Linked DNA regions of Homo sapiens: region 1 is linked to region 2. Evidence: chromatin loops called from intact Hi-C (ENCODE). Cell type or tissue: PC-3. All regions are shown on one strand. Links, peaks and the distances in the headings refer to the core of each region. The heading gives the core; the rest is flanking DNA. Region 1 overlaps OGT (O-linked N-acetylglucosamine (GlcNAc) transferase). Region 2 has its middle 52 kb from the start of OGT.

Region 1 (15,477 bases), core at 5,032-10,031, 76 kb after region 2:
ATGGGGAAAAGGGAGATATTGATCAAAGTTTCAGTTAGACTGGAGGAATAAGTTTTAGTGATCTGTAGTACTGCATGGTGACCACAGTTGTTAATAATGTATATTTCAAAATTGCAAAAAGAATAGGTTTTTAATGTCCTCAACCACAAAAAAATAAGTTAGTGAGGTGATGGCTATGTTAATTAGCTTGGTTGACTCTTTCTAAAATGTATACGTGGATCAAACCATCACATTGTATGCCATAAATATACACAATTATATATCAACTTTAAATTTAAAAATTAAAAGAATAAAGCATATGTCTTCCCTCTCCTGTATGAACTAGACCATAGAGTAACCCAATAGTTGATGGGGGAAGCTTTTCTTTATAAAAGCATTCTAGCTAATAAGTGAAGAAGGAATGATAGAATATCACCATTAATAGTGAAAGCATTTATTAGGCCGGGCTTGGTGGCTCACGCCTGTAATCCCAGCACTTCGGGAGGCCATGGCAGGTGGATCACCTGAGGTCAGGAGTTCGAGACCAGCCTGGCCAACATGGCAAAACCCCATCTCTACTAAAAATACAAAAATTAGCCAGGCATGGTAGCAGGAGCCTGTAATCCCAGCTACTCAGGAGGCGGAGGCAGGAGAATCTCTTGAACCTGGGAGGTGGAGGTTGCAGTGAGCTGAGATTGCACCATTGCATTCCAGCCTGGGCGACAGAGCAAGACTCCATCTCAAAAAATAAAAAAAAAGTTAAAGCATTTATCAGTGACAAAAACGAGATACAATCAGGTATTAAGTACCTTGTGGTAAACAATTTCACCAGTGAAGTAGTCTTGCACAAAGAGAAAAGAACACAAACCTAATTAAGCTTCTGGTTCTACCTACCAATTTACAGGAGATATACACGGGACAGGAAACATGTTAAAGGACACCATAGGGATGCAGTCAGCAAAATTCAAACTTTGGGAAGCTGACCTTCTTACTTCAACAAATTGTAATAAAAATGGAGATTTAAATTAAACTTTTAGGCCGGGTGCGGTAGCTCACCCCTGTAATCTCAGCACTTTGGGAGGCTGAGGCGAGTGGATCACTTGAGGTCAGGAGTTCGAGACCAGCCTGGCCAACATGGTGCAACCCCATCTCTACTCAAAATACAAAAGAAAAAAAAAACAGCTGGGTGCGGTGCGGTGGCGTGTGCCTGTAATCCCAGCTACTTAGGAGGCTGAGGCAGGAGAATTGCCTGAACCCGGGAGGAGGAGGAGGTTGCGGTGAGCCAAGATCGTGCCACTGCACTCCAGCCTGGGCGACAGAGTGAGTGACACTCCGTCTCCAAAAATAAATAATGAGTGACACTCCGTCTCCAAAAATAAATAAATAAACACACAAACTTTTAAAGGATTAAAAGAAACTCAGAGAGGCACATTGACAAATTATATCTGTCTTATTTGGATCCTGACTCAGTTAATGAGAAATTGGAGCACTGAATGGATTTTTTTTTTTTTTTTTTTGAGACAGGGTCTCACTTGATCGCCCAGGCTGAAGTGCAGTGGTGTGATCTTGGCTCACTGCAACCTTCACCTCCCAGGCTCAAGGGATTCACTTGCCTCAGCCTCCGGAGTAGGTGGGACTACAGGCGTGCGCCATCATGCCCGGCTAGCTTTTTGTATTTTTAGTGGAGACAGGGCTTTGCCATGTTCCCAGGTCTTGAACTCCTGAGCTCAGGCAGTCTGCCTGCCTCGGCCTCTCAAAGTGCTAGGATTACAGGCATGAGCCACCACGCCCAGCTGATATTTAATATGAAGGAATTGCTGTCTTTTTTTTTTTTTTTTCTGTTAGGTATGATAATGGTATTGTGGTTAGGTTGGGAGGAAAAAGCATTCTTGTGTTGTCCCTGAGATACATATTGAAGTATTTTTGAATGGAATATGTCTGGGCTTTGCTTCAAAATGATCTGCGAAGAGGGGGAGTAAGTTGGAGTATAGATTAAATAAGATCAAACATGATATATGAATTGTTGAAAATGGATAATGGAGACTTGGACGTAATGTTCCTCTGCTTTTGTATATGTTTAAACATTTCTATTATAAAGTTTAAAAGTTCTTGGGGTGGACATCTATCACTATAGACAATCTAAATTAAATGCATCATGCCGTGTTTACTACAGAGTTGTCATCTAAGTGAAGATGAAGTGTTCTTTCTTTATTTTTTTTTGAGACAGAGTCTCGCTCTGTCGCCCAGGCTGGAGTGCAGTGGCACGATCTCAGCTCACTGCAGCTTCCGCCTCCCAGGTTCAAGCAATTCTCCTGCCTCGGCCTCCTGAGTAGCTGGGATTACAGGCGTGAGCCACCATGCCCGGCTAATTTTTTGTATTTTTTAGTAGAGACGGGGTTTCGCCATGTTGGCCAGGGTGGTCTTGAACTCCGGGCCTCAAGTGATCTGCCCGCCTTGGCCTCCCAAAGTGCTGGGATTACAGGCATGAGCCACCGCGCCCAGCAGATGAAGTGTTCTTTATCAGTCTTTAATAAACATACAATTACTCAGTGTCTTAATCAAATACCTTTTCGGTGTGTGTGTTTTTTTTTGTTTTTGTTTTTTGTTTTTGGAGACACAGTCTTGCTCTGTTGCCCAGGCTGGAGTGCAGTGGCGCAATCTTGGCTCACTGTAACCTCTGCCTCTCGGGTTCAAGCCATTCTCATGCCTCAGCCTCTCGAGTAGCTGGGACTACAGTTGCACATCACCATGCCCAGGTAATTTTTGTATTTTTAGTAGAGATGGGGTTTCACCATGTTGGCCAGGCTGGTCTTGAACTCCTGACCTCAAGTGGTCCGACCTCGGCCTCCCAAAGTACTGGGATTACATGTGTGAGCCACTGCACCTGGCCGGTGTTTTGATTGAAGTTTGCATTTACCATGCTGTAGGAGTATCTTTCTTGATCAGTGTTTCTCTTCCTTGGTTATACATGAGGAGCTTATAAAAGATCTGAATATCCTGACCCTATCTTCAGAGGGTCTGATTTAACTGGCCTGTGATAGAGCCTCGGTACCTTTTCTAGGAGGTAAATTCTTAATATATTGCCAAGGTTGAGAATCACTGCTCTAGACAACATGACAGCTATTTGGATGACACCGTGTAATGGTTAGTATTTCCTTGAAGTATTGTATCTTACTGTGTATACAGCTCTAATTGCATGTCTTAATAAGGTCTTGCTGAGCATGTAGTTTGTATGCATACAACTGAGGTATATATTTACCTTTTCAGTAAGAGTTTGCTGCCTCTTTTGCCACTATTTTTCAGAAGAGTTAGACTGGTTAATTGTGAATAAAATAGGGCCAATCATTAGAAGTGTTCAGTTTAATGAAATTGGAGCAGGCCCAATATTTAATTTTTCTCTTCAGGACCCATTTTGCTCATGAGAACATGAGGCATGAGAAGTTATTTTGATAATGTTGAGGTTTGTAAAAATAATGAGAAGACACTAAATAAATAATTGGTTTATTAAAATGAAATGTAATTGAAAGTCTGCAAGGACCTTGGAGTAAAAAAATTGTAATTGGGAAGTTGATCTGGTGAAATCCTAACTTGCTCTGAGTAACTAACTGTCTTGAAATTTTTAGGCTGTCACCCTTGACCCAAACTTTCTGGATGCTTATATCAATTTAGGAAATGTCTTGAAAGAGGCACGCATTTTTGACAGGTGAGAGAATGTTCTGTTTAATAAATTTTCTTGAATCTTTGTTGTATTGACACTTGACAGTTTGGACCGAAATGATGACAATAGTCCATTGAAGCATATTTGCCTTTTCTAGCACGTTGTTCTCTGCCCATGTCCTGTGTTGCCTTTTATTTATAGATGTTGTTCGTTGCCTGACTTTTTGTTGTTGGCTTTCCTCAAAGCCGTTATCCTTCTCATTGGGAGTTTAGTTGAAATTTTTTTATTGTTAAAATGGTTGAAATGATTCTTTCTTAGACTAAATTATTCCTTTGACCTGATTTTAGAAAGCAAAGTAAATCCAGACTTTTAAATTTTTTGTTGTTGTCAAAGGAAAGCCTATTTTTTATGTGGGAGTAGAAAACTTCCCAGTGTAAAGACACATTTTATAAAGGTGTGATTTTGGTTTGAGGTTAAAATATAATACAGCATGAATTATGTAATTAATTACAATTACTTGATATATTTTGATATAGTACAGCTTGAATGAGTTGTAACAAACCATCCATTAAGCATGAGTTACATTTTGTGTGTGTGTGTGTGTGTGTGTGTGTGTGTGTGTGTGTGTGTGTTTATTTACAGAGCTGTGGCAGCTTATCTTCGTGCCCTAAGTTTGAGTCCAAATCACGCAGTGGTGCACGGCAACCTGGCTTGTGTATACTATGAGCAAGGCCTGATAGATCTGGCAATAGACACCTACAGGCGGGCTATCGAACTACAACCACATTTCCCTGATGCTTACTGCAACCTAGCCAATGCTCTCAAAGAGAAGGGCAGTGTAAGGATTTTTACTCATTCTATTTGTTATCTGGTAGGATTAAGAGTCTTTTCTGGCCAGGTGTGGTGGCTCACACTTGTAATGCCAGCACTTCGGGAGGCCGAGATCAGAGGATTGCTTGAGCTTAGGGTTTCGAGACCAGCCTAGGCAACATGACGAAACCCTGTCTCTACAAGAAATACAAAAATTAGCCGGGCATGGTGGCACACACCTGTAGTCCCAGCTCCTTGGGAGGCCGAGGTGGGAGGATCGATTGAGTCCTGGGAGGTTGAGGCTGCAGTGGGCCATGATTGTGCCACAGCACTCCAGCCTGGGCAACAGAGCACGAGACTCTGTCTCAAAAAAATCACAAAAACCAAAAAACAGCAAAAAAGGAAAGTCTTTTGTACAAGTATTGAGATGGTATATTGGTTTACTTTAGAGTTTTGGTTGAGGGTAAGAATACCAAAAAATATCAATTTTCTGTAGCATTACCAGCCATTAGGCTTAATTAAACAATTATTAGAACAGTATCAGTGGAGGCTTTATGATTCTGTACAGTTTTTGAAGACTTTGTTTTGTTTTCTAGGTTGCTGAAGCAGAAGATTGTTATAATACAGCTCTCCGTCTGTGTCCCACCCATGCAGACTCTCTGAATAACCTAGCCAATATCAAACGAGAACAGGGAAACATTGAAGAGGCAGTTCGCTTGTATCGTAAAGCATTAGAAGTATGTGAGGGTGGTGTAGCTGGGCATTTAGCATGATAGTAGAGGGAAAGCAGTTAAGTTTACCATCATCCACCTCTTTTGTAAAAATAGTGGTTGAATCATTTACAAGAGGATTATTCATTGAAGTAACAATTGAGTACCTAAGGTATGATGTGAGGCCCTATGTGACATTCCAGAAAATCCCTGCATTCAGAGTTCATTATTCTGTGGATAAGATCTGTACAAAAAAATTAAACATTAACCCACAGTTCAAGAGAAGTTACTTATAAGTATATAATCTTAGTGCCTGATGGCTGTATGGTAGTGGTTAGTAGATGTGGTAGGAGTTTAGCAGAGAGAGATTTCAGTGGTGTTGGAGTGGTCAGGATAAACTAAGAGGAGAAGAGGTGTACCTCATTATGTTTGAAACAAGAAGAGGTATAAAATAGAGGAAGAGGTAGAATTTGAGAATGAATAGACTTGGAAAAAGTAGAGACAAATTTAGGGGTTTAAATGTACTTGAGCAAAGTTCTTAAGGTTGTGGTGAATTATTACTGCTGCTTTAGCAATTTTTTTAACCTCAGTTCTGATCTTGACTCTTTATAGGTCTTCCCAGAGTTTGCTGCTGCCCATTCAAATTTAGCAAGTGTACTGCAGCAGCAGGGAAAACTGCAGGAAGCTCTGATGCATTATAAGGAGGCTATTCGGTAAGAGACACTAACAGCCTTATTTTTAAAATTATTTTTAATTTTAAAATGTTTGACATTCGGCACATTGCAGATGCTAAAATGGCTTTAAATAACAACGGAATAAGTTAGCATTACAGTGGGTTAAAGATTTTTGTATTGGAGAAATAAAACCTTTGGCTTCTCTTTTAGAATCAGTCCTACCTTTGCTGATGCCTACTCTAATATGGGAAACACTCTAAAGGAGATGCAGGATGTTCAGGGAGCCTTGCAGTGTTATACGCGTGCCATCCAAATTAATCCTGCATTTGCAGATGCACATAGCAATCTGGCTTCCATTCATAAGGTACTACTGTTTATTATAATATGTGCAGTTTAACACCTAAAATTTAACTTTTGGAAATTTTTTACCATCCTGCTTTATTTATTTTCCAGGATTCAGGGAATATTCCAGAAGCCATAGCTTCTTACCGCACGGCTCTGAAACTTAAGCCTGATTTTCCTGATGCTTATTGTAACTTGGCTCATTGCCTGCAGGTAAAGAATAACAGGCCAGTAATTGGCTCTCAGTGTTGTAATAGCTTTTTAATTGTTGTATGCCATAAGAATCCAAGCCTGACTGGAAATAGTATTTTTAATAGGCTATCTGACATTACTTTAGGCCAAAGACATATCAAATATTAAATCCTGGGATAGGACTTTCTGGATAATAACTTGTTTTTGCTTTCTCTAGATTGTCTGTGATTGGACAGACTATGATGAGCGAATGAAGAAGTTGGTCAGTATTGTGGCTGACCAGTTAGAGAAGAATAGGTTGCCTTCTGTGCATCCTCATCATAGTATGCTATATCCTCTTTCTCATGGCTTCAGGAAGGCTATTGCTGAGAGGCACGGCAACCTGTGCTTAGATAAGGTGTGATTCTTTTGTTTTAATCTTTTTGTTGTAAACTAAAACACAAATACAGAAAACTGTAAAAATCAAATCTGTGGCTTAATGAACGATTATAAAGTGAACACCACCCAAGTCGAGAAATAAAACTTTTGTGGGCCACTTCAGAACCCCTTCCATTGTGTCCTGAGTATAACCCCCTGCACTTCATAAGACGGAATCCTTAACTCCTTCACTTAAACACTAATGATAGACTGATGGTACTTTTCTTTAAGTTGAAAGCCATAATTTTTTTTTCTTTTATCTTTTTTTTCTTTTTTTTTTGAGACGGGGTCTTGCTCTGTCGCCCAGGCTGGAGTGCAGCGGTGTGATCATGGCTTACTGCAGCCTTGACCTCCCCGAGCTTAGGTGATCCTCCCACCTCAGCCTCCTGAGTAGCTGGGACTACAGGCGCATGCCACCACACCTAATTTTGTGTTTTTTGTAGAGATGGGGTTTTGCTATGTTGCCCAAGCTGGTCTTGAACCTCTGGGCTCAAGTGATCTGCCCACCTCGCCCGGCCAAAGTGCTGGGATTACGGGTGTGAGCCACCGCGCCTGGCCAGCCATCATGTTTAATGGAGTGCTTGGTATTTTGTATTCACCTTTGAGAATTAGAGCAGTACTTGATCAAGGATTGGATCAAAGGTTGGATAATAGATTGGAGTGCTAGGTGTACTTTTTTTTTTTTTTTGAGACATAGTGTCTCTGTCATCCAGACTGCAGTGCAGTGGTGCCATCTCAGCTCATTGCAACCTCTGTCTCCCAGGTTAAAGTGATGCTCGTGCCTTAGCTTCCCGAGGAGCTAGGATTACAGGCGTGTGCCACCACGCCTGGCTAATTTTTGTATTTTTAGTAGAGATAGGGCTTTGCCATGCTAGGCTGGTCTCGAAATCCTGACCTCAGGTGATCCACCTGCCTCAGCCTCCCAAAGTGCTGGGATTACAGGCATGAGCCACTGCCCCCAGCCATAATTTTGTTTTTAGAAAATGTTTCCCTATAGAATTTTCTAAAATGCGGGAGGAAACCATGCTCTGTCCATACTGCTTCATACCTACAAGTGTTAGATTTGCTCGTACTTTTTTTTTTTTTTTTTTTTTTTTTTGAGACAGGGTCTTGCTCTGTTGCCCAGGCTGGAGTGCAGTGGCACAACCTTGGCTTACTGCAACCTCCACCTCCCAGGTTTGGGCGATTCTCCCACCTCAGCCTCCCAGGTAGCTGGGACTACAAGCATGTGCCACCACGCCCAGCTAATTTTTTTTTTTTTTTTTTTTTTAGTAGAGATTGGATTTCACTGTGTTGGCCAGGCTGGTCTCGAACTCCTGACCTCAAGCGATCCACCTCCTTGGCTTCCCAGAGCGCTGGGATTTGCTCATGCTTTATAGATCTCAGGAGCAGGTCAAAGTATGAAGCATATTACATAAAGTGCTGAGGTTGCATCTCTCTGGCAATATTAACTAAATGCTCTGGGCAGACCTTTTTCAACAGGTGTGAGGTATAGGTTTGGTGTGTTTTTCGTCAGTTTTCCTAGATGAAAATTTATGTAGATTTTACTAACAAGCATTGGATTCTGTTGATAGATTAATGTTCTTCATAAACCACCATATGAACATCCAAAAGACTTGAAGCTCAGTGATGGTCGGCTGCGTGTAGGATATGTGAGTTCCGACTTTGGGAATCATCCTACTTCTCACCTTATGCAGTCTATTCCAGGCATGCACAATCCTGATAAATTTGAGGTAAGACTAGTGTTTCTCTAGAATCACTATTTGTTTAAAAAAGAAAAAACCCACAATGTTGGCTTGTCACCATGAGGCATGGAAACCTAGTGTCTTTTGGAAAGATTTGAGCCAGAAAGATTTGAGCCAATGTTATTAAATATGCCATGTGCTGCCTTTCAGGTGTTCTGTTATGCCCTGAGCCCAGACGATGGCACAAACTTCCGAGTGAAGGTGATGGCAGAAGCCAATCATTTCATTGATCTTTCTCAGGTAGATGAAACTCTCATACTTTAACTTTTTATTTTGAGCAAGTTTAAATAAAACTATTAGCATATAGTTTATTTTTGATGATAAGTATTAAATGCTGTAGTACCACATATAGGCAATTGTGTTGATCTTATTTCCTTGATCATTTGTGTTAATCAGCATGGCTTTTTCCGAGGTTGCAAATGAAACTGAAATGTGTTATGCTTGTGCTTGGACATACAACTTTTCTGGAGATTGAGCCAGCACTTGTGACAGAAGATACTTAATAAATATTGACAAAATGGTGACTTGGGAGAAGAATAAATAGGTCTTTTAAAGAAAATAGGGCCGGGTGTGGTGACTCATGCCTGTAATCCCAGCACTTTGGGAGGTCGAGGCGGGCAGATCATGAGGTCAGGAGATGAGACCATCTTGACTAACATGGTGAAACCCCGTCTCTACTAAAATACAAAAAATTAGCTGGGTGTGGTGGTGCATTCCTGTAATCCCCGCTACTTGGGAGGCTGAGGCAGGGGAATCGCTTGAACCCGGGAGGCGGAGGTTGCAGTAAGCTGAGATCGCACCACTGCACTCCAGCCTGGCAAGAGCAAGACTCTGTCTCAAAAAAAAAAAAAAAAAAAGAAAAAATAGATGAACTATGGTTCATCAGTTTCCATGGGCCTTTGCCTTTGGTTATCTTTATTTCTGTACTTGTTCTATTGTTGTATCCTCTAGGAGAGTAAGTTTTATGATAAATTAAGATTGAAACCTATGGGGGAATTAATTTGCTGAGTATGTAGGCTACAGTGTTTTCTTTGTAGACTCTATTAGCCACTTTGACTAATAGAGATAATATACTCTTTATATGTGTGTGTACACACATGTATGTATGTACATACACATGCAGGTATGATATGTATGCATATATGTATAAATATACATGTGTATGTGTATATATATATGAATCACTGAAGTCCTAGCAGAAAGGTTTTGAGACTTCTCATTTAATAAATAGTATGTACTAACAAATTTTGCAGTATAGCTGTTGCTTCAAAAGTATACCTGGCCATTTTTGATACACAGTTGGACTCTTTGTGACCAAGAAGCATACCTCTTTCTACCTCTGAGACCTTTAGGGACTCACTGCTGATTGATTGCAGTCTAAACTCTTCAGCATAGCTTTTGTAACCTTTCTCTGTTTGCCACAACTTTGTCAATACTTTAACTCACCATTCAACATCTTGTATACCCTATACTAAATAGAAGTGAATTACTCACCCTTTTTTTTTTTGAGATGGAGTTTTGCTCTTGTCGCCCAGGGTGGAATGCAGTGGCACGATCTCGGCTCACTGCAATCTTTGCCTCCCAGGTTCAAGCGATTCTCTTGCCTCAGCCTCCCGAGTAGCTGGGATTACAGGCGCCTGCCACCACACCCGGCTAATTTTTGTATTTTTAGTAGAGACGGGGTCTCACCACATTGGCCAGGCTGGTCTCGAACTCCTGACCTCAGGTGATCCACCTGCCTCGGCCTCCCAAAGGGCTGGGATTACAGATGTGAGCCACCATGCCCGGCCTACTCACCATTTTCTAAACTCCCTCACACTTTACTCTAGTTCTTCATTCATACTGTTCTCTACTGAGATTGTATTCTGTTAAACTCCTTCAAACTCCTATTCGTCTTTGAAGACCTATTTTCAAATACCAATTCTAGGCTGGGTGCTGTGGCTCACGTGTATAATCCTTTGGGAGGCTGAGGTGGAAGGATTGCTTGAGACCATCATGGGCAACATAGTGAGACCCCATCCCTACCAAAAAAAAAAAAAAGATTACAAATTTCAAATACCAATTTCTCTGTGATATGTTGTTATTCATACATTCAATCCAGAAGTGAACTCTCCTTCCTTTGTGTTCTGTTTCTTTAATGCTTTGGGCCCATTTTAATGACAGTCAACCATATTTGTGCCCGAATTAATGTAGTTAATTTGTGTTCTTACCTCTTTTCCATCTGGGAATCTGAATTATGTTAAATGCCATTAAAACTAAATGCCATTAAAACTAAATGTCATTAAAACTAATTGATCTGAGATTATACATAGTGAGTTCTTATTTTGTATTCTGTAGATTCCATGCAATGGAAAAGCAGCTGATCGCATCCATCAGGATGGAATTCATATCCTTGTAAATATGAATGGCTATACTAAGGGCGCTCGAAATGAGCTTTTTGCTCTCAGGCCAGCTCCTATTCAGGTAAACAAATTAACAGTCATCACTTATAACATGTATTTGGCTAAGAATACAGTGAGGTGCTGCTTTTCCTCCCTCTGGTTAACTGATATTTGAAACTGTAGGGCAGACATACTTTTAATTTTTTTAAGTTGTTGAAATGCACAGGACAAAAAGAGTGTAGAGCACAGTGCTTATAGGTACATGTATATAGAGACATGCAATTCATGGTTGGCTATGAACAGTTACTCTGTCTTGCAAATTTGAAGAACATTTTAGCATTTTGAAAGTTAGTCTGAAATACAGGCCGGGTATGGTGGCTCACGCCTGTAATCCCAGCACTTTGGGATGCTTAGGCAGGAGGATCTCTTGAAACCAGGAGTTTGAGTCCTGCCTGGGCAACAAAGCAAAACACCCTATCTCTACAAAAAATTAAAAAATTAGCCAGAGTGGTGGTGTGCCTCTGTGATCCCAGCTATTTGGGAGGCTAAGGTGGAAGGATTGCTTAAGCTTAGGAGTTTGAGGCTGCAGTGAACTATCACTATGCCACTGCACTCCAGCCCAGGTGACAGAGTAAGAGTCTCTCTTATAGAACTGCTTCATTGCTTTCGGCTAAAGAAGTCAGCCTTGCTGTGCGTGTGGCAAGTGCCTGTAATCCTGGCTACTCTGGAGGCTGAGGCAGAAGGATTGCTTGAGCCCAGGAGTTTGAGGCTGTAGTGATCTACGATTGCACCACTGTATTCCAGCCTAGGGAACAGAGTGAGATCCTGTCTCTAAAAAAGAGTTAGACCTCCTTGTTTATTTACTTATTTAATTTTGGCACCTTTAGGTTCTTTTTTTAAAAACCACTTTATTGAGGTACAGTTGACATACAAAAAGTTGTACATATTTAATGTATGTGACTTGATGAATTTAGAGGTAAGTGTACTGATAAAAGTTCTTAATCAGTTTTTGATCTGATTTTTTTAAGGCAATGTGGCTGGGATACCCTGGGACGAGTGGTGCGCTTTTCATGGATTATATTATCACTGATCAGGAAACTTCGCCAGCTGAAGTTGCTGAGCAGTATTCCGAGAAATTGGCTTATATGCCCCACACTTTTTTTATTGGTGATCATGCTAATATGTTCCCTCACCTGAAGGTAGGTATGAAACAGTGCTATGGACGAATTTCAAAGAACTGTAGCTTTTTATTTCCTTGCTATTGTCTATGTAAATCCTAAAAGACATGTCTGAAACTATTTTTTCCATTAGAAAAAAGCAGTCATCGATTTTAAGTCCAATGGGCACATTTATGACAATCGGATAGTTCTGAATGGCATCGACCTCAAAGCATTTCTTGATAGTCTACCAGATGTGAAAATTGTCAAGGTCAGAACCTAGTCAGTATTGTCATTGAAATAAAGTTAACTGCATTCACGATCTTTTCCCTAATGATGCATTTTTTTTTCAGATGAAGTGTCCTGATGGAGGAGACAATGCAGATAGCAGTAACACAGCTCTTAATATGCCTGTTATTCCTATGAATACTATTGCAGAAGCAGTTATTGAAATGATTAACCGAGGACAGATTCAAATAACAATTAATGGATTCAGTATTAGCAATGGACTGGCAACTACTCAGGTGAGAAGATAATAATACACCATTATATGTCCCGCCAAGTATGCATTTATTTCCCTTAACCTCATGATAACTCTAGGAGGCAAGTATCATTATCACCATTTTTATGGATGAGGAAATGAGTTTAGTGGAAACGTGCATCTTATATAGGTGTGTCTGATTTTAAAAGTCTCCTGGATTCAGCCAGCAGATTATTACTTACTGAGAAACTGCTGTGTTAATATCTTGTTATTCCCTGCCTGTGGCTTTACTCTCTTACATGATGAACTATGTGTAGATTCCATACAGTTTCTTGCTTCTGTAAACCCATCCTTTCCCTAGCTAAATCCTACTCAAACGTTCAGTTCAGACAGCTCTTCCAGGAATCCATTTCCGTACTTACCGCTAACGTCTCCATCCCTACTTCATTGGTACCTGTCTTTTATACCTCTGTAATGTTTGGAATATATCATTACATACAGCACAACAGATGATAATTCCCTGTGTTTGTATCCTCTACTGAATTGAATTACTGAGCCCATGTCTTAATCACAGTAATGTAGTATGTACTCAATAAATAATATATTGCATGCTTAAATAAGTAGCTCTATCAAGAGAGTGTAAGGCAAAGATCTCTGACCTCTAGAGGTCATAGATGTCCTTGCACACCTGGAATAGTTATATAACAATGTAAGGCAGTACTCAAATGTGTGAGAATTACAAGATGAAACTAATTATGTATGTAGAAGCTCAGAAACGGTGAGGATCAATGTGAAGAGAGACACTCTTGGGAGAAGAGACCATTTGGAGGAGTAATTTAGCCTTGAAGAGTAGATGTGATTTAGAAAAGGACATTTCATTCATGAAGAAAAGAGTGATCAAAAGCTGTTGGAACGTTAATAGGATTTTGAGACCTTTTTTGGTTAGAGCAAGAAGTTTCATAGTGCAGTCTCCCCCAACTTAAGATAATGCTGCAACGGTTTGCCTTTTCTTAAACTTCATATATCATGAATATTTTCTCATGGTTCAGTGACTTTTAATGGTTATACCATTTTGGATCTTATGGATTGAAATATTGGACTCCTTTTGCCTTTAAATATAACCATCATTTTTTTCTTGTTCTAGATCAACAATAAGGCTGCAACTGGAGAGGAGGTTCCCCGTACCATTATTGTAACCACCCGTTCTCAGTACGGGTTACCAGAAGATGCCATCGTATACTGTAACTTTAATCAGTTGTATAAAATTGACCCTTCTACTTTGCAGATGTGGGCAAACGTGAGTATGCAAGTATGTTAGAGACTAATAAAGATTTTGTATCTAGAGCTTCTTGCTGAAGATGGTCCTTCCACTCCCATTTAGGAGCTGTTCTGCTCATTTCTTTTTAAAATTTTTTTTTGGCTGGGTGCAGTGGCTCACGCCTGTAATCCCAGCACTTTGGGAGGCTGATGCGGGTGGATCACCTGAGGTCAGGAGCTTGAGACCAGCCTGACCAACATTGCAAAACCCCGTCTCTATTAAAAATACCAAAAAATTAGCCGGACATGGTGGTAGGCACCTGTAATCCCAGCTACTCGGGAGGCTGAGACAGGAGAATCACTTGAACCCGGGAGGTGGAGGTTGCAGTGAGCCAAGATCGTGCCATTGCACTCCAGACTGGGCAACAAGAGCAAACCTCCATCTCAAAAAAATTTTTTTTAAAAATACTTTTTAAAAAATTTATTTTATTTATTTACATGTGACTCAACTGGGTTATGCCCTTTTTTTAAAAAACAGAATCTCACTCTGTTGTTCGGGCTGCAGTGTAGTGGTGTGATCTTGGCTCATGGCAACCTTTGCATCCCAGGTTCGAGTTATTCTTGTGCCTCAGCCTTCCAAGTAGCTGGGATTACAGGCATGTGCCACCATGTCTGGGTAATTTTTTTTTGTATTTTTAGTAGACGGGGTTTCACCATGTTGGCTAGGCTGGCCTCCAACTCCTGGCCTCAAGAGATCTGCCCGCCTTGGCCTCCCAAAATGCTAGGATGACATGTGTGAGCCACCGCACCTGGCCTTGTGCTCATTTATAATCTTCAAGAGATGTAGATTTTTCAGGCATTTTTGGTTTCTCCTTCCAGTGTCTAAATATGACATTGTGAACCTTTTAAATTTACATATTCAAAGCATTCTTCTGTCTAAAGGGTCAGCAAACTTTTTCTTAAAGGGCCAGATGGTAAATATTTTCAGTTTTGTGGTCCATGCTGTTTCACGTCTACTCAGCTTTGCCGTTGTAGCACGAAAATAACCATAGGCATTTTGTAAATGATGAGTGTGGCTGTGTTCCAATAAAATTTTATTTATACGAACTGGCAGTATGCCAGATTTGGCTCACAGGCTGTGTAGTTCGCCAACTCCTGGTCTAAACTGATAGCATATGCTGTCATGTACATCCACCCATTTTTAACATTCTTGTAGTATTGTAGAGTTATAACCAAGAAGGAGTCGATCTGTACATATGATTATCTCTCAGTTCATCAGACAAGTTTGCATAAGTGGGATATCGGATAGCTATAACTGGCTCTTAATCCATAGAACTAAAATAAAATGGCATGTTTTACCTTTAGGTAATCTGGAGATAATTCCTTGGTTAATTTTTTCCCCGATATCTGTTTTGTTTTATGTTTAGAGGAGAGGGGAGGATAGAAGAGAAGAGGAAGCAGATGAGTACAGGTCTACTGTCCTTAATCCTTACTTCCTGATGTTCACAAAAACTCTGAAAATCAAAAGCTTTTTCATAAGTGTGTGGCAAATTTGTTTGGCAGCAAAACTACCTGAACTAACATTAGGGTATATATTAGTCCGTTTTCATGCTGCTATAAAGGACTGCCCGAGACTGGGTAATTTATAAAGGAAAGAGGTTTAATTGACTCACA
Region 2 (15,477 bases), core at 7,253-12,252:
ATTTGCCCTCAAGTGTCACAGGTAGTCAGATAGACACAATAAGCACAAACCTGAGAGTAGGGTGTGGCTGATGCAGCAGAAGTACATGAGAGGAAGGGGGAAATTTGGGAGGAAAAGGAAATCAACTTTGCAGGGTATAGGCAGGTTGGGTGAGTGTGAGGAAAAGCTTTACAGTACAAAAGACCTTTAAGCTGAATCTGAATGGATAACAGGGGGTTGGCAGGTGAGGTGGGGTGAGGATATTCCAGACAGATAGTACCATATCCAAAAGCCAGAGCCATGGCCAGGTGCAGTGACTCTTGCCTGTAATACCGGGGATTTAGAGGCTGAGGCGGGATGATCACTTAAGGCCGTGAGTTTGAGACGTTGCCATAGTGAGAATACATCTCTTAAAAAAAATTTTTTTTTTAAATTTTTTAATTAGTCGGGCATGGTGGTGTGCACCTCTAGTCCTAGCTACTTGGGAGGCTGAAGTGGGAGAATCACTTTACCCTAGGAGTTCGAGAAGGCTACAGTGAGCCGTGAGCCACTACATGGAGCCACTACATTCCAGCCTGGGCAACAGAGCATGATACCCCCGACTCTTAAAAACAACAATAACAACAACAACAACAAAACCAGAGACATGAATTACCATGAAATGTTTGGACAGCTACGAGTAGCCCAGTATAATTGGAGCATTGGGTATATAGGGAAGGAAGGTGAGGGTTGGGGAAAGGTGAAGAAGGCAGGGCAGATTATGAAACAGGTCCTCTGGCTGGGCGCGGTGGCTCATGCCTATAATCCCACTAGTTTGGGAGGCCAAGGAGGGTGATCACCTGAAGTCAAGAGTTCGAGACCAGTGTAGGCAACATGGTGAAACTACGTCTCTATTAAAAGTACAAAAATTAGCTGGGCGTGGTGTCGGGCGCCTGTAATCCCAGCTACTCAGGAGGCTGAGGTATGAGAATCGCTTGAAACCGGGAAGCAGAGGTTGTAGTGAGCCAAGATTGCACCACTGCACTCCAGTCTGGGTGACAAGAGCAAAACTCTGAAAAAAGAAAGAAAGAGAGAGAGAGAGAGCAAGCAAGCAAGCAAGAGTCCTCAAAGGATTTATGGGCCATGGTAAGGAGTTTGGACTTGATCGTGATTGACAATGCAGAATTTTACGCAGGTGAAGGATGTGATTAGATTTAGTTTGGTCGCAGAGAGATTAGCCCTGGTTTCAGAGTATGTATATATTTAATGTAGTGAATGTATTAGGGAAGGAGCCAGGCTTGGGGAAAAAGCACCTGTTATAAGACTATAAGGTGAGAGGTGATGAGTGCTTCAATTAAAGCAATGACTGGGTTGGAGAATATGGGCTAGATTTGGGAGATGTTTAGGAGGTAGACTCAACTGCATTTGGTGACTGACTATTATTGGCAGACAAGGAATAAGGAGGCATATAGGATTCATTCATCCAGTCAATAAATATAGTGTACCCACCATGCACCTGACACTGTTCTAGGCTCTGGCAGTATAGCATGGAAAACATGGATATAAATCCTATTCTCACGGAGCTTGCATTCCAGTGGAAAAGAACAGACAATAAACAAGTAAACACAAACTGTGAGAAGTAAAAGAAGGTGATGCATTGAAGTAATTGTGGCTGGGTTGGAGTAGAGGCCATCCTACTTTAGATAGGTAGACAGAGAAGGTGTCTAATAATGAGGTGGCATTTTAGCTGAGACTTGAAGATGAGAAAGAGCCATCCGTGCATTGAGCAAGGGGAAGATCATTCTAGGTAGAAGGAATAGTAAGATCAAAGGCTCTGAGGCAAAAAAGAGGTTGGTGTATTTGAGGAACTGAAATATTGCTAGAGTTTCTGGGAGTGTAATAGGCAAAGGGGAGAGTGGAATTCTTCCAGGTTTTTGTCTTAGGAAATCAGGGATGGGGGTGGGACATGATTGTGGAAGAACTTAAGGAATAGGTTTTGGGTTGAAGATGGTAATGAATTAAGTGTCAAATTTGGTGAATGAGATGTCTGGGAGACATCCAAGTGGAGATGTTCAGTAAGTAGCTGGAAATAGTGGAGCTCAGGAGAAAGGCTGGGTTGTTATGTCATTAGCTAATGGACAGAATGTAAAGTTACGGAGATGAGATCAGGCCCAAGGGGAGAACTTGGGAAAAGACCCAATGTTCAATGGGAGGGCAAAGGTAGAAGAAGCTAGAGGCGTCAGGCGCAGTGGCTCACGCCTGTAATCCCAGCACTTTGGGAGGCTGAGGCGGGCGGATCACGAGATCAGGAGTTTGAGACCAGCCTGGCCAATATGGTGAAACTCCGTCTCTACTAAAAATACAAAAAATTAGCCAGGCATGGTGGCGGGAGCCTGTAGTCCCAGTTACTCAGGAGGCTGAGGCAGGAGAATCACTTGAGCCCGGGAGGTAGAGGTTACAGTGAGCCGAGATCGTGCCACTGCACTCCAGCCTGGGTGACAGAGCGAGACTCCGTTTCAAAAAAAAAAAAAAAAGAAAAAGAAAAAGGATAAATCTAAATAAAAGATTTTCAAGACTTTTATGAAGAAAATAATGAAATTTTACTGAAAGATATTAAAGACTTAAATAAGTGGAGAGACAGTCTAGATTCATGAATAGCAAGACTCAATATAGTAAACATGTTGATATGGTTTGATGTTTGTCCTCTACAAGTCTCACGTTGAAAGGTGATCCCCAATGTTGGAAGTGAGGCATGGTGCGAGGTGTTTGGGTCATGGGGGCAGATCCCTCATGAATGGCTTAGCATCATCCCCTTGGTGATGAGTGAGTTCTCTATTAGTTCACTGAGATCTGGTTGTTTGAAAGAATGTGGCACCTCCCCCTTCTCTGTCTTGCTCCCGCTTTCACCATGTAACATGCTGGCTCCCCTTCAGCTTCTGCCATGATTGTAAGCTTCCTGAGACCTGCTCAGAAGCAGATGCCAGCACCACGCTTCCTGTACAGCCTACAGAGAACCGTGAGCCAATTAAACCTCTTTTCTTTATAAATTATCTAGCCTCACATATTTCTTTATAGTGACACAAACGGACTAACACAGATGAAAAGATATCTTAAATTGATCTATGAATTCCAAGGCAGTTTCATCAAAATTCCAATAAGGTTTTTCATAGAATTTGACAAAATGATTCGACACTTTATATGGAAGAGGAACTGACCAAAAATAACTAAGGAGACAAACAGGGTGAGGGAACTGGAACTTGCCCTTTCGGATATCAAGGCTTATTTTAGGCTGGGTGTGGTGGCTCATGCCTGTAATTTTAGCAGTTTGGGAAGGGGAGGTGGGAGGATTGCTTGAGTCCAGGGGTTCAAGATCAGCCTGGGCAACATGATGAAACCCCATCTCTACAAAAAACACATACAAAAAAATTTAGCCAGGCATGGTGGTACACGCCTGTGGTCCCAGCTACTTGAGAGGCTGAGGTTGGAGGATTGCTTGAGCCCAGGAGTTTGAGGTTGTAGTGAGCCATGATTATGCCACTGCACTCCAGCCTGGGCAACAGAGTGAGACCCTCTCTCTCTTTCTCTCTCCCTCAAAAAAAAAAAAAGACATTTTAAAGCAACAGTTAAGAGTTTGGGATTGGCACAGGAATAGGCAAATGTAGCAATGGAATAGAGTAGAGAACTTAGAAGCGGACCTGAACACATATGGAAACTTGGTAAATATCAAGGTAGCATTGCAGATTATTCAATAAACAGTGCTAGATCAGTTGGTTATCTATATAGGAAAAAAATGAAATGGGATCCCTACCTCGTACATCACGCAAAAATCAATCTAGATGGATAAAAGACTTAGATGTGCAAGGCAAAAATTTTAGACTTTTTTTTTTTTTGAGACTGAGTCTTGCTCTGTTGCCCAAGCTGGAGTGCAGTAGTGTAATCTTGGCTCCCTACAACCTCCACCTCCCAGGTTCAAGTGATTCTCCTGTCTCAGCCTCCCGAGTAGCTGGGATTACCGGTGCCTGCCACCATGCCTAGCTAATTTTTGTATTTTTAGTACAGATGGGATTTCACCATGTTGGCTAGGCTGGTCTTGAACTCCTGACCTCAAGTGATCTACCTGCCTCAGCCTCCCAAAGTGCTGGGATTACAGGCATGATCCACTGTGCCTGGCCAAAATTTTAGATCTTTTAGGAGAAATAAAAGATAATTTAAAAAATTTTTTTAATTTTAATTTTTTTTTTTGAGACAGAGTCTCACTCTGTCACCCAGGCTGCATTGCAATAGTGCAATCACAGCTCACTGCAGCCTCAACCTTCTGGGCCCAATTGATCCTCCCATCTCAGCCTCCTGAATAGCTGGGTCTACAGGCACATGACACCTGCCTGGCTAATTTTTGTACTTTTTATGGAGACAGGGTCTCACTATGTTGCCTAGGCCAGTCCCAAACTCCTGGCCTCAATCGATGCTCCTACCTCAGCCTTCCAAAGTGCTAAGTGCTGGGATCATAGGTGTGAGTCACTGTGCCCACTAAGAATATTTCTATAGCCTTGGTATACAAAAGGATTTCTTAGACAATAACATAAAGGGCAAATCATAAAATAAAATTTGGATGCATTTAACTGTGTTAAAAAATATAAACTTTTGAAGCCGGGCACGGTGGCATACGCCTGTAATTCCAGCACTTTGGGAGGCCGAGGCAGGTGGATCACTCGAGGTCAGGAGTTCGAGACCAGCCTGACCAACATGGTGAAACCCCATCTCTACTAAAAATACAAAAATTAGCTGGGCATGGTAGCACATACATGTAATCCCAGCTTCTCGGGAGGCTAAGGCAGGAGACTCACTTGAGCGCAGGAGGCAAAGGCTGCAGTGAGCCGAGATCACACCATTGCCCTCCAGCCTGGGTGATAGAGCAAGACTCTGTTTCTAAATAAATAAATAAACTTTTGTTCATCATAAGACATCATTTTAAAAGGTGATGGGCTGGCAGAAGATGTTTCCAATTCATATAACTGATAAAGAATAACTATCCTGGGCCAGGCATGGTGGCTGAGGCCGGCAGATCACCTGAGGTCAGGAGTTCGAGACTAGCCCAGCCAACATGGTGAAACCCTATCTCTACAAAAAATACAAAAAAATTAGCTGGGCGTGGTGGTGGGTGCCTGTAATCCCAGCTACTTGGGAGGCTGAGGCAGGAGAATTGCTTGAATTCGGGAGGTGGAGGTTGCAGTGAGCCAAGATCACGCCACTGCACTCCAGCCTGGGCAACAAGAGTGAACCCCCTTCTCAAAAAAAGAATAACTATCCTGGCCAACTGCGGTGGCTCATGCCTGTAATCTCAATGCTTTGGGGGCCGAGGTAGGAGGATCACTTGAGCCCAGGAGTTCGAGGCTGCAGTGAGCTATGATCATACCACTGCACTCCTCCAGCCTAGGTGATAGAGCAAGACCTTGTCTCAAACAAACAAACAAACAAACAAACAAAAACAAGAGAATCCTGGCCAAGTGCGATGGCTCACACCTGTAATCTCAGCATCCCAGAACTTTGACAGGCAGAGATGGGAGGATTGCTTGAGTCCACGAGTTTGAGACCAGACTGGGTAACATAGGGAGGTCTATCTTTAGCAAAAATTCTTTTTAAATTCTGAAAAAAAATATGTAAGACAATATATCGGTAAGAAAAAGACAAGCCATCCAATGAAAACTGACCAAAAAACATAAAGCAGCATTTCACAGAAGAGAAAACAGGAATAGCCAATAAACGTGAAAATGTTGGCCAGGCTGGTCTTGAACTCCTGACCTCAGGTGATCCGCCCGCCTTGGCCTCCCAAAGTGCTGGGATTACAGGCGTGAGCCACTGCACCTAGCTGACTTAATCAGCAATTCTACCCCTAGGTATATATGCTAGAAAAATTCTTGCACCACCGTACCAGAAGACATGTACAAGAATTCAAGAGTGTTAATAGCTGCACTGATCTTTATAGCAAAAAGTTGAAAATAGCTCAAATGTTCTTCAATAAGAGAATGGTTTAGTAAATTATGGTATTATTATAAAAGGGAAAACTATACATTGGTAAAAATACCTACAGATACAAATATCAACATAGATGAGTCCCACGAACATAATGTGGAAGGAAAGTTCAGAAAAATTCATATGATATGATTCTATGTATATAAGGTTCAAAAACACGGGTGAGAAAGCCATAAAGAAAAGTATAATTACTGGCCAGACATGATGGCTCATGCCTGTAATCCCAGCACTTTGGAAGGCCAAGGCAGGAGGATCACTTGAGGCCAGGAGTTCAAGATCAGCCTGGGCAATATGGCAAAGCCCAATTGCTACTAAAAATACAAAAATTAGCCGGGCGTGGTGGCGCATGCCTGCAGTCCTAGCTACTTGGGAGGCTGAGACAGGAGAATCTCTTGAACCCGGGAGGTGGAGGTTGCAGTGAACTGAGATCACGCCACTCCACTCCAGTCTGGGTGATGGAGTGAGACTCTGTCTCAAAAAATAAATAAACAAAAAGAAAAAAAAGTACAATTCCTAATAGCAGTTATATCTTGCAGGGAAGGAAAGGAATGCAATTCAGAAGGGTATCCAGAGAGCTTCAGAGGCTCTGGTAATGTTCTGGTTTGTAAGCTGATTGGTGGGCACTTAGATGTTCATTTTCTTATTCTTTAAATTATATATGAGATTTTTATCTACCATAAATGTCAGATATACTTTTGTATTTGTGATATATTTCATAAAAGTTTTTAAGCTGAAAAAAAAGTGACTGGAAGGTGAGAAAGCAGCTAGGCTATCAGGGGAAGGAGAATGATAGTAATAGCTAAAGGGAGAAATGGGATAACCAGAAAATTTTTAAAAGACCTATGAGGCCGGCTGTGGTGGCTCATGCCTGTAATCCCAGCACTTTGGGAGGCCCAGGTGGGAGGATCTCTTGAGCCCAGGAATTTTAGACCAGCCTGGGCAACATAGCGAGACCATGTCTCTGTGAAAAATCAAAAAATTATCTGGGCATGGTGGTGTGCACCTGCAGTCCTAGCTACTTGGGAGGCTGATGTGGGAGGATCACTTGAGCCCAGGAGTTTGAGGCTGCAGTGAACCATGACTGTATCACTGCACTCCAGCCTGGGCAACAGACTGAGACTGTCTCAAAAAACAAAACCAAAAACAAAACTAGCCAGACATGGTGGCATATACCTGTAGTCCCAGCTACTCGGGAGGCTGAGGCAAGAGGATCCCTTGAGCCCAGGAGTTTGAGGTTGCAGTGGGCTATGATCGCACCACTGCACCCCACCATGGATCCTGTCTCTTAAAAAAAGAGAAAGACTTATGAGCATGTTTACAGCCTTGATTCATTCAACAAACATTTATTGAATTCCCACTATGTACCCGGTAGTATGCTGGGCCTTGGGGTACAGAGATATATTTATTCAATTATGTAGTTACCCATTCTTCTAAAAGCCAGAAATAATTCATATATTCATTCAATAAATATTTATTAAGTGAATACTACGTACCAAGATTAATCTAAGTGCTGGAAATACAGCATTGAACAAAAGTCCTTTCATGGAGGTGGAGAGAGGCAATAAATATCTGTGAGGTGGTGATAAGTACTATAAAGAACACTAAAGTAATATAATGGTATAAAGAGAATGTGTATGTGTTAAGGAGGAGAGAGTTGCTATTTTAGATAAGGTGATCAGGAAAGGCCTTTCAGAGAAGGTGACATCTGAACAGAGAAATTAATGAAGTGAAGGAATAAATTATGTGGCTATCTGGGGGAAGATCATTCCAGGCAAAGAGAAAACACATGCAAGGGGTACTTAGGAGGCTATTGTAGTAATCTAGGCAGGAGATGATGGTGGCTTGGTTGAGGTTGATAGTAATGGAGATGGTGAAAAGTGTTTAGAGAAGGGACAGGATGGGCTGGGCGCGGTGGCTCACGCCTGTAATCCCAGCATTTTGGGAGGCCGAGGCGGGCGGATCACCTGAGGTCAGGAGTTCAAGACCAGCCTGGCCAACATGGCGAAACCCCATCTCTACTAAAAATACAAAAAGTAGCCAGACGTGGTGGTGCATGCCTGTGATCCCAGCTACTCGGGAGGCTGAGGCAGGAGAATCACTTGAACCCGGGAGGGGGAGGTTGCAGTGAGCCGAGATCGTGCCATTGCACTCCAGCCTGGGCAACAAGAGTGAAACTCCATCTCTCACACACACACATACACACACAAAAAGTAACCATTGGACTGATATTTGACAGATAAAAAGAGTTATTTAATTGTACAAATCATGAAGGCATTCCACAGAAAACCACATATCTATAGGTATGGATGCTTAAGAATATATTTCATAATGGATCTTTGATTTGGAATATCTGAGATAATGGTAGAAGATGCAGCTGGAAAGGAGACCAGAGTCAAATCTTGATGGAAACTATATGTCATTCCGTGAGGAATGGGCTCTACCCTGAAATTGATGTTTTTTGTTTTCGTTTTTGTTTTTTGAGACAGAGTCTCGCTCTGTTGCCCAGGCTGGAGTGCAGTGGCACGATCTCGGCTCACTGCAACCTCCGCCTCCCAGGTTCAAGTGATTCTCCTGCCTCAGCCTCCTGAGTAGCTGGGAATACAGGTGCATGCCACCATGCCCGGCTAATTTTTTGTATTTTTAGTAGAGGCGGGGTCTCACCGTGTTAGCCAGGATGGTCTCGATCTCCTGACCCCATGATCCGCCTGCCTCGGCCTCCCAAAGTGCTGGGATTACAGGCATGAGCCACTGCGCCCGGCCTATTGATGGGTTTTAAGTAGGAAAATGACATGATGCCATTTGTGTGGTTATAAGTAACAAAAAACTTGACTTAAATAAGTAGGTATTTGTTTTTCTCATATAAGAAGTCCAGAGATAGGTAGTTGTTGGCTTTGGTTCAAAGGCTTAGCAATGGCATCAAGAATTCAATCTCCATCTGTCTGCTTAACCCTCCTTAGCAGGTTGGCTTTCGGCCTTCGTGCTTGTTGCCTTATGATCACAGGATGGCTGCTTTAGTTCTAGTAATCACATTCATGTTTGGGGAAGGAAACTGGAGAAAGTAGTGGCACTATGGCTGTCCCTTATATCATGAAAGCACAAGCTTTCTCCCACTATCAACACACTTCCCTTTATCTCATGGCCAATACTGGACAATATGGCAACTTGCAGCTTTAAGGTTGTACAATTGTGAATCTCACAAATGGAAACAGGTTTAGACAAAGCATGATTCATATTGGGGTTGGGCATATTTCTTCCCTGCACATATATGGGTTATTTTGGCAAATAAGAAGTGGAGGGGGTGGCTCTTGAGTGGACAATTAACAACACAAGCATACCTCAGAGATATTGTGGGTTCAGTTCCAGACCACTGCAATAAAGTACATATCACAATAAAGTGAGTCACAGGGATTTTTTTGTTTCCCAGTGCATATAAGTTATGTTTACACTATATTGTAGTCTATTAAATGTGCAATAGCACGTCTAAAAATACTTTATCGCTAAAAAAATGCTAATGATCATCTGAGCCTTCAGTGAGTGGTAATATTTTTGCTGGTGGAGGGTCTTGGCTTGATATTGATGGCTGATGACTGATCAGGGTGGTGGTTGCTGAAGGTTGGGGTGGCTGTGGCAATATTTAAAAAGAAGACAGAAGTGAAATTTGCTGCATCAATTCACTCTTCCTTTCACAAAGGATTTCTCTGTAGCATGTGATGCTGTTTGACAGCATTTTACCCACAGTAGAACTTCTTTCAAAATGGGAGTCAATCCTCGCCAGCTCTGCCAGTGTGTTATCAACTAGGTTTATGTAATATTTTAAACGCTTGTTGTCATTTCCATATTGCTCATAGCATCTTCACCAGGAGTAGATTTCACCTCAAGAAGCACTTTTTTTTCCTCTTTTGAGACAGGGTCTCGCTCTGTCACCCAGGCTGGAGTGCAGTGTCATGATCATGGCTCATGCCACCTGGGCTCAAGTGATTCTCCCAACTCAGCCTCTCTAGCAGCTGGGACTATAAACATGTGCCACCATGACTGGCTTTTTTTTTTTTCTTTTCTTTTTTTTTTTTTTTTTGTAGAGATGGGGTCTCACTGTGTTGCCCAGGGTGATCTTGAACTCCTGGGCTCAAGTGATCTTCCTGCCTCAGCCTCCCAAAGTGCTGGGACTACAGGTGTGAGCCACCACGCCTGGCCAAGAAACCACTTTTCTTTGCTCATCCATAAGAAGCAACTACTCATCCATTCAAATTTTACTATGAGATTATAGCAATTCAGCCACATCTTCAGGATTCACTTCTAATTCCAGTTCTCTTGCTATTTCCATAACATCTTTTTTTTTTTTTCCCTTTGAAAAAAATTAACTGGGCGTGGTGGTCCCAGCTACTCAGGAGGCGGAGGTGGGAGGATCCCCTGAGAGCAGGAGGTTGAGGCTGCAGTGAGCCGTGATTGTGCCACTGCACTCCAGCCTGGGTAACAGAGTGAGACTCTGTCTCAAACAAACAAACAAACAAATAAATAAATACATAAATAAAGAGCTGTGTGGCTCTTCCTTTCACTTGGACACTTAGAGGTGGATAAGGGAAACCTCGGATAAAGGGGACTACTGTATTTTCCAACTTGCTTTTTACACATAATATATTGTGAACATCTCTCTCTCTCTCTCTCTCTCTCTCTCTCTCTCTCTCTCTATATATATATATATATATATATACACACACATCCCTCATTATTTTTTTTCTTCTGCAGTGACTTGGAACCCATTTTTTAATTGAAAATTTTATTGAGATATTTATAAGAAATAATAGAGATTCCTTGTACACTTTGCCTAGTTTCTCCCAATGGCAACATTTTGCAAATATCACAACCAGGATATTGACATTGATATGATTCACCAATCTTTATTCAGGTTTCCCCAGTTTGCCTCATTCTTTTCTTTTTCTTTTTTCTTTTATTTTTTGTAGAAATGAGGTCTCACTATGTTGCTGAGGCCAGTCTCAATCTCCTGGCATCAAGTGATCCTTTGGCCTCAGCCTCCCAAAGTGCTGGGATTATAGGCGTGAGCCAGCACATCCAGCCCTCATTCTTTTAAAACATCCTATGGATAGACATTTAATTTTCCAATTTTTTGCTTTAACAATGTTTGAGTCTCCTGGACTCTATTGAGTTCCACTTAATCTTTTTCTTTCTGGACCACTATAATATTAATTACTATGCATTTAATTGTATCTGGTGGGTCAAATTACTTTTTTTTTTTTTTGAGACGGGGTCTTGCTCTGTCACCCAAGCTGGAGTGCAGTGGTGTGATCTCAGCTCACTGCAGCCTCCGACTCCCGGGTTCAAGTGATTCTCCTGCCTCAGCCTCCCAAGTAACTGAGATTACAAGTGCCTGCCACCACACCCAGATAATTTTTGTATTTTCAGTAGAGACAGGTTTCACCATATTGGCCAGGCTGGTCTCGAACTCCTGACCTCAGGTGATCCGCCTGCCTTGGCTTTCCAAAGTGCTGGGATTACAGGTGTGAGCCACCGCGCCTGGCCAAAATTAACTTATTATTCATCCTTTAAGTGTTTTATTTGGCTACTGAGGTAGACTGCTAGTCCCCAGTGATCCCCAACTCCTGGTATTTATGCTTTTGTATAAGTCCCTCCTCTTGTGTGTGGGCTGGGCCCGATGATATAACAAATGGAATACAGTAAAGGTGATGGAGCTATTACTTGCAAGACTAGGTTACAAAAGACCATGACTTCTGTCTTGCTGGTATGCTCTTGCTTTCTTTTGCTTGCTTCAAGGTGATGAACTTCAATACCCTGATGAAACCAGCTGCTGTGTTGTTGTGAGCTCCCCTGTGGAGAAGCCAACATGTCAAGGAACTGAGACCCTCAGTCCAACAGTCCACAAGGTACTTTATACCCTGCTAACAACCACAAAGTGAATGTGGAAGTAGATCTTGCTCCAGTTGAACCTTGACATGAATTCAGTCCTGGCCAACACTTTGACTGCAACCTTGTGAGAAACCCTGAACTGTAAGACTATCTAAGCAGTGCCTGGATTCCTGATCCATGGAAACAGTGAGGTCAATGCATGGTTTTGGTTTAACTTTTGATTTTGAAATAACTGTAAATTCACAGACAAATGTAAATAAGTAGTATGGAGATCCCAATACTTTTCACCGAGCTTCCCCAAATGGTAACATCTTGCATAGCTATAGTACATTATTGGTCCCTGTTTTCAATTCATTTGAATATATACCTAGGCGTGGAATTACGGAGTCATATTGTAATTCTATGTTTGACTTTTTGAGGAGCTGCCAAGCTGTCTTCCACAGTGACTGCATTATTTTCCACTCCCACCAGCAATGTATAAGGGCTCTGATTTCCTCACAATCCCACCAACACTTGCTGCTTTCTATGTGTGCACGTGCAGGCGTATGTTTTATAATAGCCTTCCTAATGAGTGTGAAGTGGCATCTCATTGTGGTTTAGATTTGCATTTTTCTCATGACTAGTGATGTTGAGCATCTTTTCATGTGCTTATTGGTCATTTGTATATTCTCTTTGGAGAAGTGTCTGTTCAAATCCTTTGTTCATTTTTAGATTTGGTTGTTTGTTGTTGTTGTCGAGTTGTAGGAATTATTTATATATTCTGGATATTAATGCCTTATCAGATATATGATTTGCAAATATTTCTTCAATCCTATAGGTTGCCTTTTTACTCTGTTGCTATTGTTGTTTAATGCACAAAATTTTTAATTTTGATGAAGTTCAATTGACTTAGTTTTCTTTTGTTACCTGTACTTTTGAGTCATATCCAAGAACTCATTGCCAAATCCAAGGTCATTAATATTTCCCCCTACGTTTTTTCTTTTTATTTATTTATTATTTATTTATTTATTTATTTTTGAGACAGAATCTTGCGTTGTCACCCAGGCTGGAGTGCAGTCGTGTAATCTCTGCTCACTGCACCCTCCACCTCCTGGGTTCAAGCGATTCTCGTGCCTCAGCCTCTCGTGTAGCTGGGTGGCGTGATCATGGCTCGCTGCAGCTTTGACCTTTCGGGCTCAGGTGATTCTCCCACCTCAGCCTGCTGAGTGGCTGAAACTACAGGCATCCCGCTAATTTTTTGATTTTCTGTAGAGGCGCGAAATCTATGTTTCTATGTTGCCCAGGCTGGCCTGGAACTCCTGGGCTCAAAAGATCCCTTCTGCCTCGGCCTCCCAAAGTGCTGGGATTATAGGCATGAGCCACTGTGCTCTGCCTAAAATTATTTTTTTTAATTTGTTTTAGACACAGGATCTTGCTCTGTCACCCACGCTGGGGTGCAGTGGCCTGGTCATAGCTCACTGCAGCACCAACTCCTGGGCTCAAGCAATCCTCCCACCCCAGTCCCAGTAGCTGGGACTACAGGTGCACACCACCACGCCTGGCTATCTTTTTTTTTTTTTTTTTCTGTAGAGACAGGGGTCTCACCATGTTTCCCAGGCAGGTCTCTCAAGAGACCCTCCTGCCTTAGCCTTCCAAAGTGCTGGGATTACCGGCGTGAGCCATCAAGCTTGGCTGGAAATTTTTGATTACTGGTTCAGTCTCTTTACTTGCTGTAAGTCTAGTCAGATTTCCTATTTTTCTTGACTCGGTTTTGGTAGTTTGTGTTTCTAGGAATTTGGTCATTTTATCTAGGTTATCCAATAATTATAGTCTCTTATAATCCTTCTTATTTCTGTAACGTTGGTAGTAATGTTTCCTCTTTCATTTCTGATTTTAGTAATTTGAGCCTTTTTTTCTTAGTCAATCTAGTTAAAGTTCTGTCAATTTTGTTGATCTTGGAATCTCTGTATTATTAGTCTACTTTCTATTTTTGTTTATCTCCTCTCTAATCTTTATTATTTTCTTCTTGGGTTTAGTTTGCTCTTCTTGGTGGTATAATTTTCTTCATAATTACTGTACTTGGAGTATGTTGTGATTCTTGGACCTGTGTTTATGGTATTCATCACATTTGGAAAAATTTCAGCCTTTTTTTTTTTTATCCACCCCTCTTCCTTCAGGGACTCCCATCACATGTATAGAAGGCTGCTTGGGATTGCCCCCCAGCTCATTGATGATCTGTTCTTTCTTTCCGTCTTTTTTTCTCTATGCTTCATTCCAATAGTTTCTATTATTATGCCTTCAAGTTCACTAATCTTTTTTTCTGTAGTACCTAATTTGCTGTTAGTCCCATCTAATGTATGTATTTTTTTTTTTTTTTTTTTTTTTGAGACGGAGTTTCGCTCTTGTCACCTAGGCTGGAGTGCAGTGGCGCGACCTTGGCTCACTGCAAGCTCTGCCTACTGGGTTCAAACGATTCTCCTGCCTTGGCCTCCCGAGTAGCTGGGATTACAGGTGCCCACCACCACACCCAGCTAATTTTTGTATTTTTAGTAGAGACCAGTTTCACCATCTTGGCCAGGCTGGTCTGAAACTCCTGACCTCTGGTGATCCAACTGCCTTGGCCTCCCAAAGTGCTGGAATTACAGGCGTGAGCCACCGCACCTGGCCTCATCTAAAATATTTTTTAAAAACTTAGACATTGCCTTTTTTATCTCTAGAAGTTTATCTTTTTAAATATCTCCTGTATCTCTACTTAACATGCTCAATTTTTCCTCCACCATCTGGAATGTGGTTATAATAACCATTTATTATCCTTGTCTATTAACTTTATCACCTATGTCATCTCTGGTCAGTTCCTATTGATTTTTCTCCTCATGGTGGATTACATTTTCCTGCTTCTTTGCTTGCCTGTTAATTTTCTATTGGAGGCCAGACATTAAAAATTTTACCTTGTTAGGTGCTGGGTATTTCTGTACTACTGTAAATATGTGTAAGCTTTGTTCTGGGAAGTTAAGTTATTTGGAAACAGTTTGACCTTTTTAAATGCTTGCTTTTAAGCTCTTGTTTGTTTAGTTGATTTTTAAGCCAGGATCAAAAAGTAGCCTTTTAATCTAGGACTAGATTTGTTGCTCTACTGGGGAAGTATTCTACCCAGTGTTTTATGAAGTTTTCCCACCCACAATCAGGCTGGTGGGAACACAAACTATTCTGGTCCCTGTGTGATCTTTGAGTATTTTTCTCTCTAATCCCTTCAGGTGGTTCTTCCCTTAGCTTTAGGTGGTTTCTTTTTTTTTTTTTTTTTTTTTTGAGACGGAGTCTCAGTCTTTTGCCCAGGGTGGAGTGCAGTGGCATGATCTCGGCTCACTGCAACCTCCACCTCCCGGGTTCAAGCGATTCTCCTGCCTTGGCCTCCCGAGTAGCTGGGACTACAGTTGTGCGCCACCACACCCAGATCATTTTTGTATTTTTTAGTAGAGATGGGGTTTCACCATATTGGCCAGGCTGGTCTCGAACTCCTGACCTCATGATCCACCCACCTCAGCCTCCCAAAGTGCTGGTAGGTAGTTTCTTTGTGGGCATGCACTGACCAATCCCCAGCTGAAGACTTAAGAGACATCCTCTGCAGATCTC

What was found. A loop is a pair of places that touch in the nucleus more often than their neighbours do. Peaks named below come from ENCODE experiments on the same cell type or tissue, not always from the same donor. Only the 100,000 strongest peaks of a DNase experiment are listed, where the experiment ranks them.
Region 1: it touches region 2 in a loop (6-fold over the local background); 4 of 110 quality-filtered maps call a loop at or near these places.

Annotation. Positions count from the first base shown.
Region 1 is chrX:71,550,911-71,566,387 of GRCh38, forward strand. It overlaps OGT (O-linked N-acetylglucosamine (GlcNAc) transferase), which reads left to right. Exons shown (of 22, transcript NM_181672.3): 6 at 3,603-3,682; 7 at 4,280-4,475; 8 at 5,044-5,184; 9 at 5,770-5,870; 10 at 6,042-6,195; 11 at 6,285-6,386; 12 at 6,583-6,762; 13 at 8,357-8,515; 14 at 8,678-8,767; 15 at 10,865-10,990; 16 at 11,937-12,107; 17 at 12,220-12,336; 18 at 12,419-12,589; 19 at 13,691-13,843. Among named protein-coding and RNA genes, the nearest start is that of GCNA, 20 kb to the right of the region's middle. In PC-3, for the core only: no CTCF peak of the experiment used is centred there; no DNase peak of the experiment used is centred there; H3K4me3 peaks cover 711 bases; H3K27ac peaks cover 1,643 bases.
Region 2 is chrX:71,473,109-71,488,585 of GRCh38, forward strand. It overlaps a transcript of TAF1 not described here. Among named protein-coding and RNA genes, the nearest start is that of OGT, 52 kb to the right of the region's middle. In PC-3, for the core only: no CTCF peak of the experiment used is centred there; a DNase peak (open chromatin) is centred at 9,273; H3K27ac peaks cover 866 bases.